3 separate regions of the Homo sapiens genome follow, and all the other regions are linked to region 1. A link is a loop called in an ENCODE intact Hi-C map of the cell type or tissue named here. Cell type or tissue: heart right ventricle. All regions are shown on one strand. Each heading gives the region's core, and the rest is flanking DNA. Links, peaks and the distances in the headings are about the cores only.

Region 1 (5,542 bases), core at 272-5,271:
GAATAGTTTGCAAATGTTTCCCCCCATTCACTCAGTTGATTTCTTTCTTTTTTTTTTTTTTTTTGCTATGCAGAAGCTTGTTAGTTTGATATAATCCTATTTGTCTACTTTTGCTTTTGCTGTCTGTGCTTTTGAGGTCTTAGCCATCAAATCTTTGTACAAATATATGTCCTGAAGCATTTTCCCTATGTTTTCTGCTAATAGCTTCATAGTTTCAGGATTTAGTTTAAGTCTTAAATCCATTTTGAGTTGATTTTTGTGTATATTGAGAGAGAGGGGTTTAGTTTTATTTTTCTGCATCTGGATATCCAGTGTTCCCAGCACCATTTATTGAAGAGACTGTTCTTTCTCCAGTGAATGTTCTTGATGCCTTTCTTAAAAATCAGTTGGCTGTAAATATGTTATTTTATTTCTGGGTTCTTTATTCTGTTCCATTGATCATCTGTGTGTCTGTTTTTATGCCAATATCATGCTGTTTTGGTTACCATTGCTTTGTAGTATATTTTGAAGTTAGGTAATGTGATGCCTCTTGCTTTGTTCACTTTGCCCAGGATTGCTTTGGCTTGTGAGATCTTTTTTGGTTCCATATGAATTTTAGGATTTTTTTTTTGATTTCTGTGAAGAATGTCATTGGTATTTTGATTGAAATTGTATGAATCTGTACATCACTTTGGGTAGTATAGTCATTTTAATAGTATAAATTCTTCCAATTCATGGCAAGGCACAGTGGCTCACACCTGTAATCTCAGCACTTTGGGAGGCCAAGGTGGGCCGATCACTTGAGCCCAGGAGTTTGAGAAAGAAAGCATAGGGAAAATGCTTCAGGACATCTATTTGTAGTTAACATTTACTTAGTAACACTTAAAAAAACCTACTAACTAAACTTCACTTTATTTGGTTTGACTGTATTTTCCATAATGTCCTTTATTCTGGGATCCCGTCCGGGATGCTACATTAGGTTTGGTCGCGATGTTTCCTTAGGCTCCTCTTGGCTGTGGTAGTTTCTCAGACTTTCCTCATTTTTTAAGACTTTGACGATTTGAAGAGTACTGGTCTTTGACTGATGTTTTTCTCATGGTTAAACTGAGGTTATTGGTTTTGGGGAGGAAGACCACAGGCTGAGGTGCCATTTTTGTCACATATCAAGGGTATACACTATCAACATGACCTTTACTGGTTGTCTTAAGTCTGTTTAATGTTTTTTTTAATTAAAAAATTTAAATTCACACATAATAATTCATGGGGTACATAGTGATGTGATACATACAATGCATGGTGATGAGCTCAGTGTAACTAGCATATCTATTGTATCAAACATTTTTTTGTGTGTGTGTTGGGAACATTCAGTAGCCTCCTATAGCTATTTGAAATTACATATTGTTGTTATCTGTAGAACACTGGAGCTTCCTCCTCCTATCTGGCTGTCCTTTTGTATCCTTTAACAAATCTCCCTATTGCCTCCTCCTTTCCCCTACCCTTCCCAGCCTCTAGTATCTTCTGCTCTACTCTTTACTTCTATTAAACTGTTTTTTAGCTTCCACATGAGAACATGTGGTATTTAACTTTCTGTTCCTGGCTTATTTCACTTAACATAATGTCCTCCAGTTTCATCCATGTTGTTGCAAATGACAGGATTTCACAGTTTTTATGGCTGAATAATACTCCATTGTGTATATATTCTCCATTTTCTTTCTCCATCTGTTGTACACCTAGGTTGATTCCATATCTTGGCTATTGTGAATAGCATTTAACACTGTTATGAAGGAATACCTCAGTCTGGGTAATTTATAAAAGAAAGAGGTTTATTTGGCTCACAGTTCTGCAGGCTATACAAGAACCATGGCACTGGCCTCTGCTCAGGGAGCTGGTGTGTGCAGAGATCACATGGTGAGACTGGAAGAAGGTGGGTGTGCCAGGCTTTTTGTAACAGTCACCTCTCAGGGGGAACTCTGGTAGGAACCAATAACAGTGAGAACTCAGTCTCCCCAAGGGAGGGCATTAATCTATTCATGAGGCATCCGCCCCCATGTCCCACACACCTGCTATTAGGCCCCACCTCCAACACTGGAATCAAATGTCAACATGAGATTTGGAGGGGACAAACTATAGCACTGATGACACAGACTTTGATCACTGGAAAGGTTGTGTTTGCCAGGTTTCTCCATTATGCATTACTGCCTCCTTTCCACATTGTACTCTTGAGAAACAAGTTGCCAGGTGAGGCTCTATTCAAGGTAGGGAGGAGGTAGCACTTACATTTACAACATTTAAACAATTTGCATTTTCTGACTCTTTTTTTTTTTTTTCTTTGAGATTGGGTCTTGCTCTGTTACCTAGGCCGGAGTGCATTGGTGCGATCATAGCTCACTGTAACCTTGAACTCCTTGGCTCAAGAGATTCTCCCATCTCAGCCTTCCAAGAAGCTATGACTACAGATGCATACCACCATGCTTGGCTAATTAAAAAAAATTTTTTTGTGGAGATAGGGTCTTGCTATGTTGTCCAGGCTGATCTTGAACTCCTGTCTGTAGGGACCAGCCCCACAGGGTCGGTGGGTTTTTCTCCCCGTGTGCAGAGATGAGAGATTGTAGAAATAAAGACACAAGACAAAGAGATAAAAGAAAAGACAGCTGGGCCTGGGGGACCACTACCACCAAGACGCAGAGACCAGTAGTGGCCCCGAATGCCAGGCTGCGCTGATATTTATTGGATACAAGACAAAGGGGCAGGGTAAGGAGTGTGAGCCATCTCCAATGATAGGTAAGGTCATGTGGGTCACGTGTCGACTGGACAGGGGGCCCTTCCCTGCCTGGCAGCCAAGGCAGAGAGAGAGAGGAGAGAGAGAGGGAGAGACAGCTTATGCTATTATTTCTGCTTATCAGAGACTTTTAGTACTTTCACTAACTTGCCACTGCTATCTAAAAGGCAGAGCCAGGTGTACAGGATGGAACATGAAAGCAGACTAGGAGTGTGACCACTGAAGCACAGCATCACAGGGAGACGGTTAGGCCTCCGGATAACTGCGGGCGGGCCTAACTGATGTCAAGCCCTCCACAAGAGGTGGAGGAGCAGAGTCTTCTCTAAACTACCCCAGGGAAAGGGAGACTCCCTTTCCCGGTCTGCTGAGTAGCGGGTGTTTTTCCTTGACACTGACGCTACCACTAGACCACGGCTAGACCATGGTCCGCTTGGCAACGGGCGTCTTCCCAGATGCTGGCATTACTGCTAGACCAAGGAGCCCTCTGGTGGCCCTGTCCGGGCATAACAGAAGGCTCGCACTCTTGTCTTCTGGTCACTTCTCACTATGTCCCCTCAGCTCCTGTCTCTGTATGGCCTGGTTTTTCCTAGGTTATGATTGTAGAGCGAGAATTATTATAATATTGGAATAAAGAGTAATTACTACAAACTAATGATTAATGATATTCATACATAATCATATCTAAGATCTATATCTAGTATAACTATTCTTATTTTATATATTTTATTATACTGGAACAGCTCGTGCCCTCGGTCTCTTGCCTCGGCACCTGGGTGGCTTGCCGCCCACACCTGTCCTCAAGTGATCCTCTTGCTTTGGTCTCCTAAAGTGCTGGGATTACAGGCATGAGCCATCATGCCTGGCCTCTGACTAGTTTGAAATGTGAGAGTGATGATGGTTTACCAGTCTTCTTTCCAGCTGGCTGAAGTCTAATTAATTCCTATTGATGTTCATTGTGTATTTTCTGTCAGAGCTCACAACACTTAGATGCTTCCTTGTGGACCCGCTGAGGAGCTGGATCAGGCCTTGCCACTTGCTGTCTGAGCCCGTGTGGTCAAGACAACCCAGCTTCTAGGCACCCAGGGCCCCCTTGCCTCATGGGTGGGTTATGTTCAATAGAATAGAGAATGTCCAGCTTTAGCAAGATTTATCCAACGTCTTGTTTTTGGTACCTGATAGGTGCTCAGTAAATATTTCAGTGAATGAATATGCAACACTTAGCTGTATACAGATGTTCCTTGACTTGTAATGGGGTTATGCCCTGATAAAACCATTGTGAGTTGAAATCATTAAGTTGAAAATGCATTTAATACACCTGTCCTCCTAGCCTACCTTGAATGAGTTCAGAACACTTATTTAGCCTATAGTTGGGCAAAATCACCAAATACAAGGCCTATTTTATAATAAAGTGTTGAATATCTTATGTAACTTATTGAATACTGCACTAAAAGTAAAAAGCAGAGTGGTTTCATATCACTGTAAAGTCTAAAAATATAAGTTAAATCATTGTAAATCAGGGACAGTCTGTGTTAATTTTGAGCTTATAAAAATGGTGTTGTTTTGTATAGATCCTATTATACAGCTTCAGAATCAGAGGACCTTGGTTAAAATTTCAGTTGTGTTACTGTCAGTACTCTTGTCATGTTACCTCACCACACTGTCTGCTGTTACAAGGGAGACTTGTCATGTTACCTCACCACACTGTCTGCTGTTACAAGGGAGAAGCCCCCTTTCTTCATGGAGCACCAGCCGCGCCTCCTGGGTTTCATGTCTCATCCTTCTTACCTTCTTAGGGACCTCATCTGATCTACTGTTTCCCCCTCCCCATTGTCACCATTAGTGTCTCCTTCTCTGCTGTCATTTTCTTGTCCACACTGAAACATAACTGAAGCTCTTTCACCTTTGCGAACACCCACCTTAGGTCTCAGGCTGCTCTCCAGCCGTTGCTGGCCTGTGGACTCTCTCATTCTCTACTTTTCTACCTCCCGCAGGCAATTCATTTATTGCAGGGTGGTGTCCCCTGTTGCCACTCAGACTGCACCTGCCAGGGTCCCTAGTGACCTCCTTGTCGTTAGGAGAGCTCTAGGTAAGTCCTAGACTTACCTGGCCTTTCTGCAATATTTGACACTGTTGGCCACTTCGATTCTTGAAACTCACCCTCTCTTTGGGTTCTGTGGTGGCATCCTGGTTTTTCTGTTACCAGATCTGGCTGTTCCCTTTCAGTGTCCTTTGGAGAGTCCTTTTCATCCTTTATATTCAGCTTCTTAAAAAATTGTGAAAGAGGCCAGGCGTGGTGGCTCATGCCTGTAATCCCAGCACTTTGGGAGGCCGAGGCAGGCGGATCACCTGAGGTTGGGTGTTCGAGACCAGCCTAACACGGAGAAACCCCAACTCTACTAAAAATACAAAATTAGCCAGGTGTGGTGGCACACGCCTGTAATCCCAGCTACTCAGGAGGCTGAGGCAGGAGAATTGCTTGAATCCAGGCGGTAGAGGTTGCGGTGAGCCAAGATCACGCCCTTGCACTCCAGCCTGGACAACAAGAGCGAAACTCCGTTTCAAAAAACAAAACAAAACAAAATTATAAAGAACACACTTAGAAAAAGGGTTACATAAAATGTAAATGTGTACTGTAATGAAATTGTGAAATGATCAACAACCCAGGTCCAGTAGTAGAGCATGCCCCCCGCCCCACCTGGACTCGCTGTGGGTCACTTTTTTTTTTTTTTTTTTTTTTTTTGAGACAGAGCCTTGTTCTGTCATCCAGGCTGGAGTGCAGTGGCG
Region 2 (5,000 bases), core at 1-5,000, 170 kb before region 1:
AGCTAAGTGAAAGAGGCCAGACACAAAAGACCACATGTTATATGATTCCATTTATATGAAATGCCCAAAACAGTCAAATCCATAGAGAAAGAAAGATGTGTGGTTGCCTAGGACTGGGGATGGGAATGAGGAGTGATGGCAAATAGGCACAAACTTTGTTTTGGTATGACAGTAATGTTCTAAAATTAGATTGTGGTGATGGCTGTACAACTATGTAAATTTACTAAAGATCACTGAATGTTCACTTAAAATAGGTAAACTTTACGGCACATAAATTATAACACAATGAAGCTGTTTTTAAAAAGTAGGATATATAAAACTTCTAGAAAAGGAATTCAGAAACTTGACTTACATGGTACAAAGAACCCTGGAATAGGAAGCCCAAGTTCTATCCTTAGCTATGGCATTGACTGCTGCAACTGGCTGGGGAAGCTGCTCCTTAGTCTATCTCTGGGTCTTGGTTTCTTGGCAAGAACTCAGCAGATAATATGAAACACATATTTGCAGGAAAATGGCTCTCAGGCTTTTCTGGCCCAACCCAATCAGGTAAAGTATTAGATCCCCCAGCTCACCTATACCATCTACTACTTCTTTCTGGTGGAAAAGGAGCTCAGGGATAACAAAAAATAACTGAAGAGAAATAAGGTGATAAAAGCTATACTAAATTTTAGTAACTTGCAATAACTCACTTGGTAGGTTATGAGTAAATAGCTCATAAAAGCCACAGAAAGGATCAGTTGGGGTGAGGGTGGGTGAACACCAGGAAGACCCCTTTAGCTTTCCAGCAGGCCACGCACCCCAAAATGAGAATTGATGCTAAGGTCCCTTCTGGCCCTGATTGCAACTCAGTTCACCAATTTAAAATCTCAGAAACATTAGAGCTGTAAGGAAAACTAAGTCTAAGCCATCACCCTAAATGCTTCATCTCACTTTCCTCAATTAGCCTCTCAAAGACTGAAAAACACACCTGGGAGTTGCTGTCATCCACACAGAAAAAGGAGAATAAAATAAAGGATTGGCTCAACTCCCTTCTCTCTCATACTCCACAAACAATCCATTAGCAAGACTGTCAACCTCGTACCCAGAAACTGATAACTCGTCTCCCTGGCTACTACCCAAGCCCGAGCCACCACCACCTCTCAGAAAGGATGTCTGCAAGAGCAAACTCATTCATCTGTTTCCACTCTCACCCTTCAGATACATCACTTCATTCAAAACCTTCCCGTGGTTTCCTCTCTGAGAATAAATTTCAAAGTCCTAACTATTGTCTAAGAGGCCCTGCAAGACCTGCAACACACACATGCATACCTCTCTGATCTCAGTGCTTACCACACTCTTCATCCCTTCTGCCTCCCTCAACAGGGCAAGCCAACTCCTGCCTCAGGGGCTTTGCACTTGCTATTCTCTGCATAGACCGCTTCACTCAGCTACTGACATTGTATTACCCTCTTCTTTCAGGCCTCTGCTGGAATGGTGTCTTAGCAAGGAAGCTTTCCTTAACCGAGAGTCTACCTAAAATAGCACTACTCCATCCCTCTGTCCTCCTACCCTGGTTTATGTATTTCTGCTTAGCACTCAACCACCACCTGATCTATGTATATATTTGTTTATCCTCTGTCTGTTGTCACTAGAACACATAAGCTTCTTGAGAGCAGAGTTTCAGTTAATTACCTGCTGTGTCAGTAGTGCCTGAAGCAGTGCCTGGCACGTAAGAAGCACTCAATAAACTCCCCCAATTATACGTAAAATGTCCCTTTTTTTTGAGACAGAGTATCACGCTGTTGCCCAGGCTGGACTGCAGTGGCGCGATCTCGGCTCACTGCAAGCTCTGCCTTCCGGGTTCACGCCATTCTCCTGCCTCAGCCTCCCAAGTAGCTAGGACAAAAAGTGCCTGCCACCACGCCCGGCTAATTTTTTGTATTTTTAGAAGAGACGGGGTTTCACCATGTTAGCCAGGATGGTCTCGATCTCCTGACCGTGTGATCCATCCACCTTGGCCTCCCAAAGTGCTGGGATTATAGGCGTGAGGCACCACACCTGGCCACGAAATGTCTTTTTATAGTAGGTTTCTTGAATCATGACAGGTAGGTGTTTGCCTGTTTTCTCATCTTCAAGTTCTCTGTAGAAAAGACAATATTTTACCCCTCTAATCACTGAATTAGTCCACATCAAAGAGAAGAAAAATATTCTTAAAAAAAGTTAGTGTAAGGCTGGGCACAGTGGCTCATGCCTATAATCCCAGCACTTTGGGAGACCAAGGTAGACAGATCATTTGAGGTCAGGAGTTCGAGACCAGCCTGGCCAACATGGCGAAACCCCATCTCTACTAAAAATACAAAAAAAAATTAGCTGGGCGTGGTGGCACCTGCCTATAATCCCAGCTACTCAGAGGCTGAGACAGTGGAATCCCTTGAACCCAGGAGGCAGAGGTTGCAGTGAGCCAAGATCACGCCACTGCACGCCAGCCCGGGCGACAGTGACTCTATCTCAAAAAAAAAAAAAAAATTAGTGTGAAAGTCAGGAGCCTTGAACATAACTATGTGGTATTCGGCAGATTTCACTCAAACCTAGAGAAACAATGGATGTCCCTTGCTCTAAAGCAGGGGTGTCCCAACTTTGGGCTTCCCTGGGCCACACTGGAGAATTGTCTTGGGCTACACATAAAATACACTAACACTAATGATAGCCAATGAGTTAGAAAAAAAGATCATTAAAAAACATATATATATCATGATGTTTTAAGAAAGTTTACTAATTTGTGTTGGGCTGCATTCAAAGCTGTCCTGGGCCTCCTGTGGCCCGGTGCCATGGGTTGGACAAGCTTGAGCTAAAGCTTCTTTCCACAAGGTGGCACTGCAGGGTAACGGGGGTGAGTTCAGCACTACCCCCTTCCCCTGACACAAATTTTAGGGATGAAGAATTAACTCCAAGGAAAATAAAGGTACAGTTTAGTAAGATCATATTAAGTTCAATTTCCATAATTAGGGCTTGTATTATTTTGGAAAAGGAATAAAATTAACCTTAGAGCAATGAAAATTTTTTTCTAAATAAATAAGACTGTAGAAGTACATATTTAACCCTCTTACGAAGGCAGAGACAGCTATACACCCATTTTTTTTAATGTTTCTTTTTTTTAGAGACAGGATCTTGCTCTGCTGCCCAGGCTGAGCGCAGCAGCACCAATCCTAGCTCACTGCACCCTCGAACTCCTAGGCTCAAGTGATCCTCCCTCGCCTCAACTTTCAAGTAGCTGAGACTGTAAAAGCGCACCACAGCTAATTTTTTTTATTTTTTGTAGAGATGGGGTCTATGCCCAGGCTGGTCTCTAACTCCTGGGCTCAATTATCCTCCCGCCTTGGCCTCCCAAAGTGCTGGGATTACAGGCATGAGCCACCATGCTCAGCCTAGACATATTTAAATATCTGAGTAGCATCTACTCAAAGTTAAATAGCCACTACAATAGATCTCAATAACCTTATCAATTCTGTTGAGTTCTAATCACTGTTTTACTTGCGTTAATAATTTCACATTTTAAATTACATTATACAGTATTCCTGGGAATACAAAATAGACACCTTAGCTTCTATTTGCATTATTTACTTAGTATATAGTCCCTTCAGTATTTAAAAGCATAACGCATTTTGAGAGAACCTATCTTAAACCTTGTAGAAATGTGAAATTCATACAGCTTTCCATAATACCAAGATGTGTCATGACTACAGGATATAGAGGTGATACAGCTGACCACATTTATTCTATCCACTAAAACTTAAAGAATACTCTAGAATAGGTTGGGTGTGGCGGCTCACACCTGTATGCCAGCACTTTGGGAGGTTGAGGTGGGCAGGCTGCTCGAGCTCAGGAGCTCGAGATCAGCCTGGGCAACATGGCGAAACCCTATCTCTACAAAAAGCACAAAAAATTAGCCAGGCATGGTAGTATATGCCAGTAGTCCCAGACACGTGGGGGGCTGAGGCAGGGAGGATCACTTGAGCCCAGGAGGTCAAGGCTGCAGTGAGCTATGATCAAACCACTGCACTCCAGCCTGGGTGACAAAGTGAAACTCTTGTCTCAAAATTATTATTATTATTTTTGAGACAGAGTCTCGCTCTGTCGCCCAGGCTGGAGTGCAGTGGCACGATCTCGGCTCACTGCAACCTCTGCCTCCCGGGTTCAAGTGATTCTCCTGCCTCAGCCTCCCTAGTAGCTGGGACTAGAGGCATGCGCCACCATGCCTGGCTAATTTTTGTATTTTTAGTAGAGACGGGGTTTCACCATGTTGGCCAGATGGTCTTGATCTCTTGACCTTGTGATCTGCCCGCCTTGGCCTCCCAAAGTGCTGGAATTACAAGTGTGAGCCACCGCGCCCAGCTGTCTCAAAATTTTAAAAAGGCCAGGCGTGGAGGCTCATGCCTTTAATCCCAGCACTTTCGGAGGCTGAGGCAGGTGGATCATGAGGTCTGAAGTTCGAAACCAGCCTGGCCAACATGGTGAAACCCCATCTCTACCAAAAATACAAAAATTAGCCCGACGTGGTGGCACATGCCTATAATCCCGGCTACTCAGGAGGCTGAGACAGGAGAATCGTTTGAACCCAGGAGGCAGAGGTTGCAGTGAGCCAAGTGACAGAGTGAGACTTCCTCTCAAAAATAATAAAAAATTAAAATTAGAAAATAATACTCTAGAATAAAGAACAGTATCAATTCTGACACCACTGTTCATCAATATTGAAAATTACTTTGGCTGGGCGTGGTGGCTCATGCCTGTAATCCCAGCACTTTGGGAGGCCAAGGCAGGCGGATCATGAGGTCAGGAGATTAAGACCATCCTGGCTAACACAGTGAAACTCGTCTCTACTAAAAATACAAAACATTAGCTGGGCGTGGTGGTGGGCGCCTGTAGTCCCAGCTACTCGGGAGGCTGAGGCAGGAGTATGGCGTGACCCGGGAGGTGGCGCTTGCAGTGAGCCGAGATCGCACCACTGCACTCCAGCCTGGATG
Region 3 (5,542 bases), core at 252-5,251, 410 kb before region 1:
TGCCTCCCAGGTTCAAGCAATTCTCCTGGCTCAGCCTCTCATATAGCTGGGACTACAGGTGCCGGCCACCACGCATGGCTAATTTTTGTATTTTTAGTAGAGATGGGGTTTCACCATGTTGGTCAGGCTGGTCTCGAACTCCCGACCTTAGGTGATCCACCCACCTCAGCCTCCCAAAGTGCTGGGATTACAGGCGTGAGCCACCGCACCTGGCTAGAAATGTAGGTTTTATTTTTTTAATGGGATATTTGGTGATTGTATATAGTTTTTAGACTGATGGGTAAAATGTTGAAGGTCTGTATTGCAATCCTGCCTTTACTTTCTAAAAAGGATTCCTAAATTGATCCAGCATCAAATCAGTGTATTTTAACCCTGACGATGAGCAGTATAGTTTCAGGTCTTGAATAGCAGGGTCCCCCCACTATAACTCCCTGACAGTTCTTCTTGCCCATTGCACAAACAAAACCAGTTCATGGAGACCATGGCATTGCAGTAAAGAAAGAGTTTAGGGCCAGGCACGGTGGCTCACGCCTGTAATCCCAGCACTTTGGGAGGCTGAGGCAGGCAGATCACCTGAGGTCAGGAGTTCAAGATCAGCCTGGTCAACATGGTGAAACCCCATCTCTACTAAAAATGCAAAAATTAGCCGGGCGTGGTGGCATATGCCTATAATCCCAGCTACTCAGGAGGCTGAGGCAGGAGAATCGCTTGAACCCGGGAGGCGGAGGTTGCAGTGAGCCAAGATCACACCACTGCACTCTAGCCTGGGCGATAGAGCGAGACTCCATCTCAAAAAAAAGAAAGAGTTTAATTGATGTGAGGCCAGCCATGCTACATGGAAGAGTTATTACTCAAATCAGTCTCTCCTCGCATCTGGGGGCTAGATTTTTTCAAAAATAGTTTGGAGGAAGGGGTGGAGGTGGCTAGGCAATGGGTGCTTGCTGCCGATTGGTCTGGGTGCAATCACAGGGGTGTGGGACTCATCCTCCTGCATGCCGAGTGGCTTCTGGGCGGGTCCAGGAGGAGCCATCACGTTGGACTTGCAAAAAACCTGAAAAGATATCTCAAAAAGCCAATCTTAGGTTCTGCAATAGAGATGCAGGAGTAATTGGAGAAGTTGCAGATCTTGTGACCTCTGGAATGATGGCTGGCACCTTACCAGAATTCAGACTCCTCACCTCCTCCTAGCCTGGTAGGGTCTCTCATTAGCTTAAGAAAGCTTAGCTCCATCCTGGCTAACAGGGTGAAACCCCATCTCCACTAAAAAATACAAAAAAATTAGCCGGGCGTGGTGATGGGCGCCTGTAGTCCCAGCTACTTGGGAGGCTGAGGCAGGAGAATGGCGTGAACCTGGGAGGCGGAGCTTGCAGTGAGCCGAGATCTCGCCACTGCCCTCCAGCCTGAGCGACAGAGTGAGACTCTGTCTCAAAAAAAAAAAAGAAAGCTTAGCAAAGGTGGTTGAGTTTCGGGAAAGGGCTGTTATTATTTAAACCAGAAACTAGGCCCTGTGTGGTGGCTCCTACTTGTAATCCCAGCACTTTGGCTGAGATCACGCCACTACACTCCAGTCTGGCAACAGAGCGAGACTCCGTCTCTAAGTAAATAAATAAATCCAGATTGTACATTTTATAATACTAGAGATTCATTTTGTCATATGTTAATCCAATTTACTTTGTTAAAGGTCTCAAGATTCTGCCCTCCAAGAAAGTCTTGCCATGATTGGATAGGACCCCCAGATAAATATTCAAACCTTCGACCTGTTCACTTTTACATACCTGAAAATGAATCTCCATTGGAACAAAAGCTTAGAAAATTAAGACAAGAAACACAAGAATGGAATCAACAGTTCTGGGCAAACCAGAATTTGACTTTTAGTAAGGTAAGTTTAAGTTTTAGATCAGAACGGAAGGGTGCGGTGGCTCACGCCTGTAATCCCAGCACTTCGGGATGCCGAGGTGGGCAGATCACGAGGTCAGGAGATCGAGACCATCCTGGCTAACACGGTGAAACCCTGTCTCTACTAAAAATACAAAAAATTAGCCCGGCGTGGTGGCGGGCGCCTGTAGTTCCAGCTACTCGGGAGGCTGAGGCAGGAGAATGGCGTGAACCCGGGAGGCAGAGCTTGCAGTGAGCGGAGATTGCGCCACTGCACTCCAGCCTGGGTGACAGAGCCAGACTCGTCTCAAAAAAAAAAAAAGAAAAAAAAGTTTTAGATCAGAATGAGAAATAACACAGTTGGCCACTTGAGGGTGCTAGGTGTTTAGTATATTGCTTTGCTATTTGTTACGTGGTAGTACTGGGTCTCAGTCCATCCCCCGCACTGTATGTACATATATGCATATAGTTTTAAAAACTAATATGTAACTGTATATAAGAAATGGTCATTCGTAGAACCACAGATCTTGAGACTTTGAAGGATGCAATGTGTGAGCAGCAGAGCCAGAACTAGAAGTACATGTTTTACACACATAGGTGTGTGTGTTTATCTTTATGAGAATACCGGTTTTTTTAGGTGGGGCATGATGGCTCTGCAATCCCAGCACTTTGGGAGGCTGAGAGGGGTGGATCACTTGAAGCCAGGAGTTTGAGAGCAGCCTGGCCAACGTAGCGAAACCTTATCTCTACTAAAAATATAAAAATGAGCCAGGTGTGGTGGCATATGCCTGTGATCCCCATGACTTGGGAGGCTGAGGCACAAGAATTGCTTGAACCCAGGAGGCGGAGGTTGCAATGAGCCGAGAGCGCGCCATTGCACTCCAGTCTGGGTGACAGGAGTGAGACCCTCAAAAAGAAACCCGTTTTTGTGATGTGTTGTCATTCTTCCTGAGAATTCAAAAAAAAAAAAATTTTTTTCTTTTTTGAGACGGAGTCTCGCTCTGTCACCAAGCTGGAGTGCAGTGGTGCGATCTCAGCTTACTGCACCCTCCACCTCCCAGGTTCAGGTGATTCTCTTGCCTCACCCTCCCGAGTAGCTGGGATTACAGGCACACACCTCCGTGCCCAGCTAATTTTTGTACTTTTAGTGGAGATGGGATTTCACTCTGTTGGCCAGGATGGTCTTGATCTCCTGACCTCGTGATCCGCCCACCTCGGCCTCCCAAAGTGTTGGGATTACAAGCATAAGCCACCATGCCCAGCAGAGAATTCAAAATTCTTAACAGGATACTTATAAATAAACTGTGTAAGAAAGAAGTATAAATAGTCTAAACCAGAAGAAAAACATTTAACTTTTTTTTTTTTCTTCTGAGATGGAGTTTCACTCCTGTTGCCCAGGCTGGAGTGCAGTGACATGATCTCAGCTCACTGCAACCTCCACCTCCCTGGTTCAAGCGATTCTCCTGCCTCAGCCTCCCAAGTAGCTGGGATTACAGGCGCCCGCCACCACACCCGGCTAATTTTTGTATGTTTAGAAGAGATGGGGTTTCACCACATTGGCCAGGCTGGTCTTGAACCCCTGACCTTCAGGTGATTCGCCTGCCTTGGCCTCCCAAAGTGCTGGGATTACAGGCATGAGCCATCGTGCCCGGCAACATTTAAACTTTGACTTTCCATTTGAGTGGGCTATGTCTGGTGGGGTATATTTATCATATTCTGTGGAGGGTTTTTTTTGTTGTTGTTGTTTTTGTTTTGAGACAGAGTCTCACTCTGTTGTCCAGGCTGGAGTGCAGTGGCGTGATCTCGGCTCACTGCAACCTCCGCCTCCTGGGTTCAAGCAGTTCTCCCGCCTCAGCCTCCTAAGTAGGTGGGATTACAGGTGCCCACCATCACATTGGGCTAATTTTTGTATTTTTAGTAGAGACGGGGTTTCTCCATGTTGGCCAGGCTGGTCTGGAACTCCTGACCTCAGGTGATCCACCCACCTCGTCCTCCCAAAGTGCTGGCATTATGGGTGTGAGCCACTGTGCCTGACCTATTCTGTGGATTTATAAACAAACAGCGTCTCCCAAAGTTTATTGAACATCTTCTCAAATCCTGTTTCAAGCACAAAACTTTTAACCACATTCAGAGGGTTTTAAACGAGCTTTGAGATGGGTCACTAGCTTCTCAGAAAATCCACATCTAAACTTCTCCAGTACACCGTGAGCTGTGCTCTAGCCAAAGAAAAATGGAAAGACAGAGAAAGGAGTTCTGAGAGCCTTTTTTTTTTTTTTTTTTTTTTTTTAAGGAAAAAGAAGAATTTATTCACTCAAGACTAAAAACTAAAGGCCTGGGCCTGAGAACTGAATCAGGTTAGTGTGTTTGTTTGATTGTTTTTTTTGCTTTCTTTGCGTTTGAGCTAGTCCATGAAAAGGGAAAGGAAGGGCGGTGAGAGAGGTGGGGAAGTTCAGGGCGGTCCTTGGCCTGCTTTGGGGCAGTGCTCGGCACACCCCTGTCCAAGTTCTCTTGCACACCCAGTTCCCAGGCATGGCTCTCCAATCTCAGCTCCCTCCTTTCTCTCCGGATTTTAGGTGGTTATGATGGATGACCAACCTCTGACCTTTGACTTTCGTACTGAGGTCTCAGCCTTTGCAGCTTCTCCCTCCAAAGCAGCTTTTCTTCTGATTCCTGATCTCAGTTCAGTGCTCAAAATAGCCTCTCCTTATTTTCTCCTGGTGTCAGTGTTAGGCCTGAATAACATCTCATGCTGTTCGTTAAACAGATGTCTGCTGCCAAAAAGTTGTTCTGATAGAAAATCCAAAATCATCGACCCCAAAAGCCAAGTCTGTCATTGGGCTAAAGTGCCATTCCTACTAATCCTTTGCCTCACCTGATTCATTTGGAATAAAGGGCCAGGAGCTTGAGTCACCCCCATGCCAGGACCTCTGTTGCTATTTGCTGGCTGCTGGAGAGGTGGGGTCTTGCGGGCCCTGGAGAGGTGGGGTCTTGTGGGGCAGAGCTGGAGCAGATGCTGCATCCAGCAGTAAGCATGAGAATGAGCACTCACAGTTTTGGGTCCTGTGCTGGACACTGTGCAAGTCCTGTGCATATATCACCTGTTGCATTTCCCACAGTGACCCAATGAAGTAGATACTGTTATCTTTACCATTTTATAGATGAGCAACCTGAGGCTTCACCAGAATTGCACAGTGAGAATGTGGCGTGGCCTGGATTCTCACGTCGGGAGTCGGATTGCAAAGCCTTACTGGGCCTCGCCGCGCCCCATGGCTGTCAGCGCATTCCATGCTGACCTGGCCGTGTATGCGTGCGTGTGTACGCATGTGTGTGCGTACGTGCACGTGTGTACATGTGTGTGTGCTTGTGTGCACACCACATGTGCCGTGTCCATAGGTCTGTCATCATATCAGGTAGGACTAGGTCGGCTCATAGCTTGGAAGGGCTTTGGAGACAGCCACTCTCCTAACAGATGGGAGAAGTTGTTTTGATTCTTACTAAGGTCCCAGAATCCTATTGATGGCTTTGCTGAGTATTGAAAGGCTGGCCTTAAATTAGGTTTGAAACTGAATTTGGTAATAGGACAGGATGTGTTAAGGAAGGGAAACATACAGGGAGCTGCCTGCTCTGGCAGCTGTTGAAAGTGAGCAGGCCACGGTGCCTGCAGTGG

Evidence for each region. Hi-C counts contacts between places; a loop is a spot of excess contacts. Peaks named below come from ENCODE experiments on the same cell type or tissue, not always from the same donor. Only the 100,000 strongest peaks of a DNase experiment are listed, where the experiment ranks them.
Region 2: it touches region 1 in a loop (31-fold over the local background); 59 of 110 quality-filtered maps call a loop at or near these places.
Region 3: it touches region 1 in a loop (4-fold over the local background); 22 of 110 quality-filtered maps call a loop at or near these places.

The regions. Positions count from the first base shown.
Region 1 is chr14:103,977,584-103,983,125 of GRCh38, forward strand. The region is part of intron 7 of TDRD9 (tudor domain containing 9); the gene reads left to right. Among named protein-coding and RNA genes, the nearest start is that of RD3L, 38 kb to the left of the region's middle. In heart right ventricle, for the core only: CTCF peaks have their summits at 3,236 (motif pointing left) and 3,447; a DNase peak (open chromatin) is centred at 3,218.
Region 2 is chr14:103,805,751-103,810,750 of GRCh38, forward strand. The region is part of intron 1 of PPP1R13B (protein phosphatase 1 regulatory subunit 13B); the gene reads right to left. Among named protein-coding and RNA genes, the nearest start is that of PPP1R13B, 39 kb to the right of the region's middle. RefSeq lists an enhancer at 1,143-1,242. In heart right ventricle, for the core only: a CTCF peak has its summit at 2,848 (motif pointing right); a DNase peak (open chromatin) is centred at 2,831; H3K27ac peaks cover 2,366 bases.
Region 3 is chr14:103,569,942-103,575,483 of GRCh38, forward strand. It overlaps COA8 (cytochrome c oxidase assembly factor 8), which reads left to right. Exons shown (of 5, transcript NM_001370595.2): 2 at 1,682-1,879; 3 at 4,166-4,229. Among named protein-coding and RNA genes, the nearest start is that of COA8, 9.8 kb to the left of the region's middle. In heart right ventricle, for the core only: a CTCF peak has its summit at 2,248 (motif pointing right); a DNase peak (open chromatin) is centred at 2,255; H3K27ac peaks cover 1,975 bases.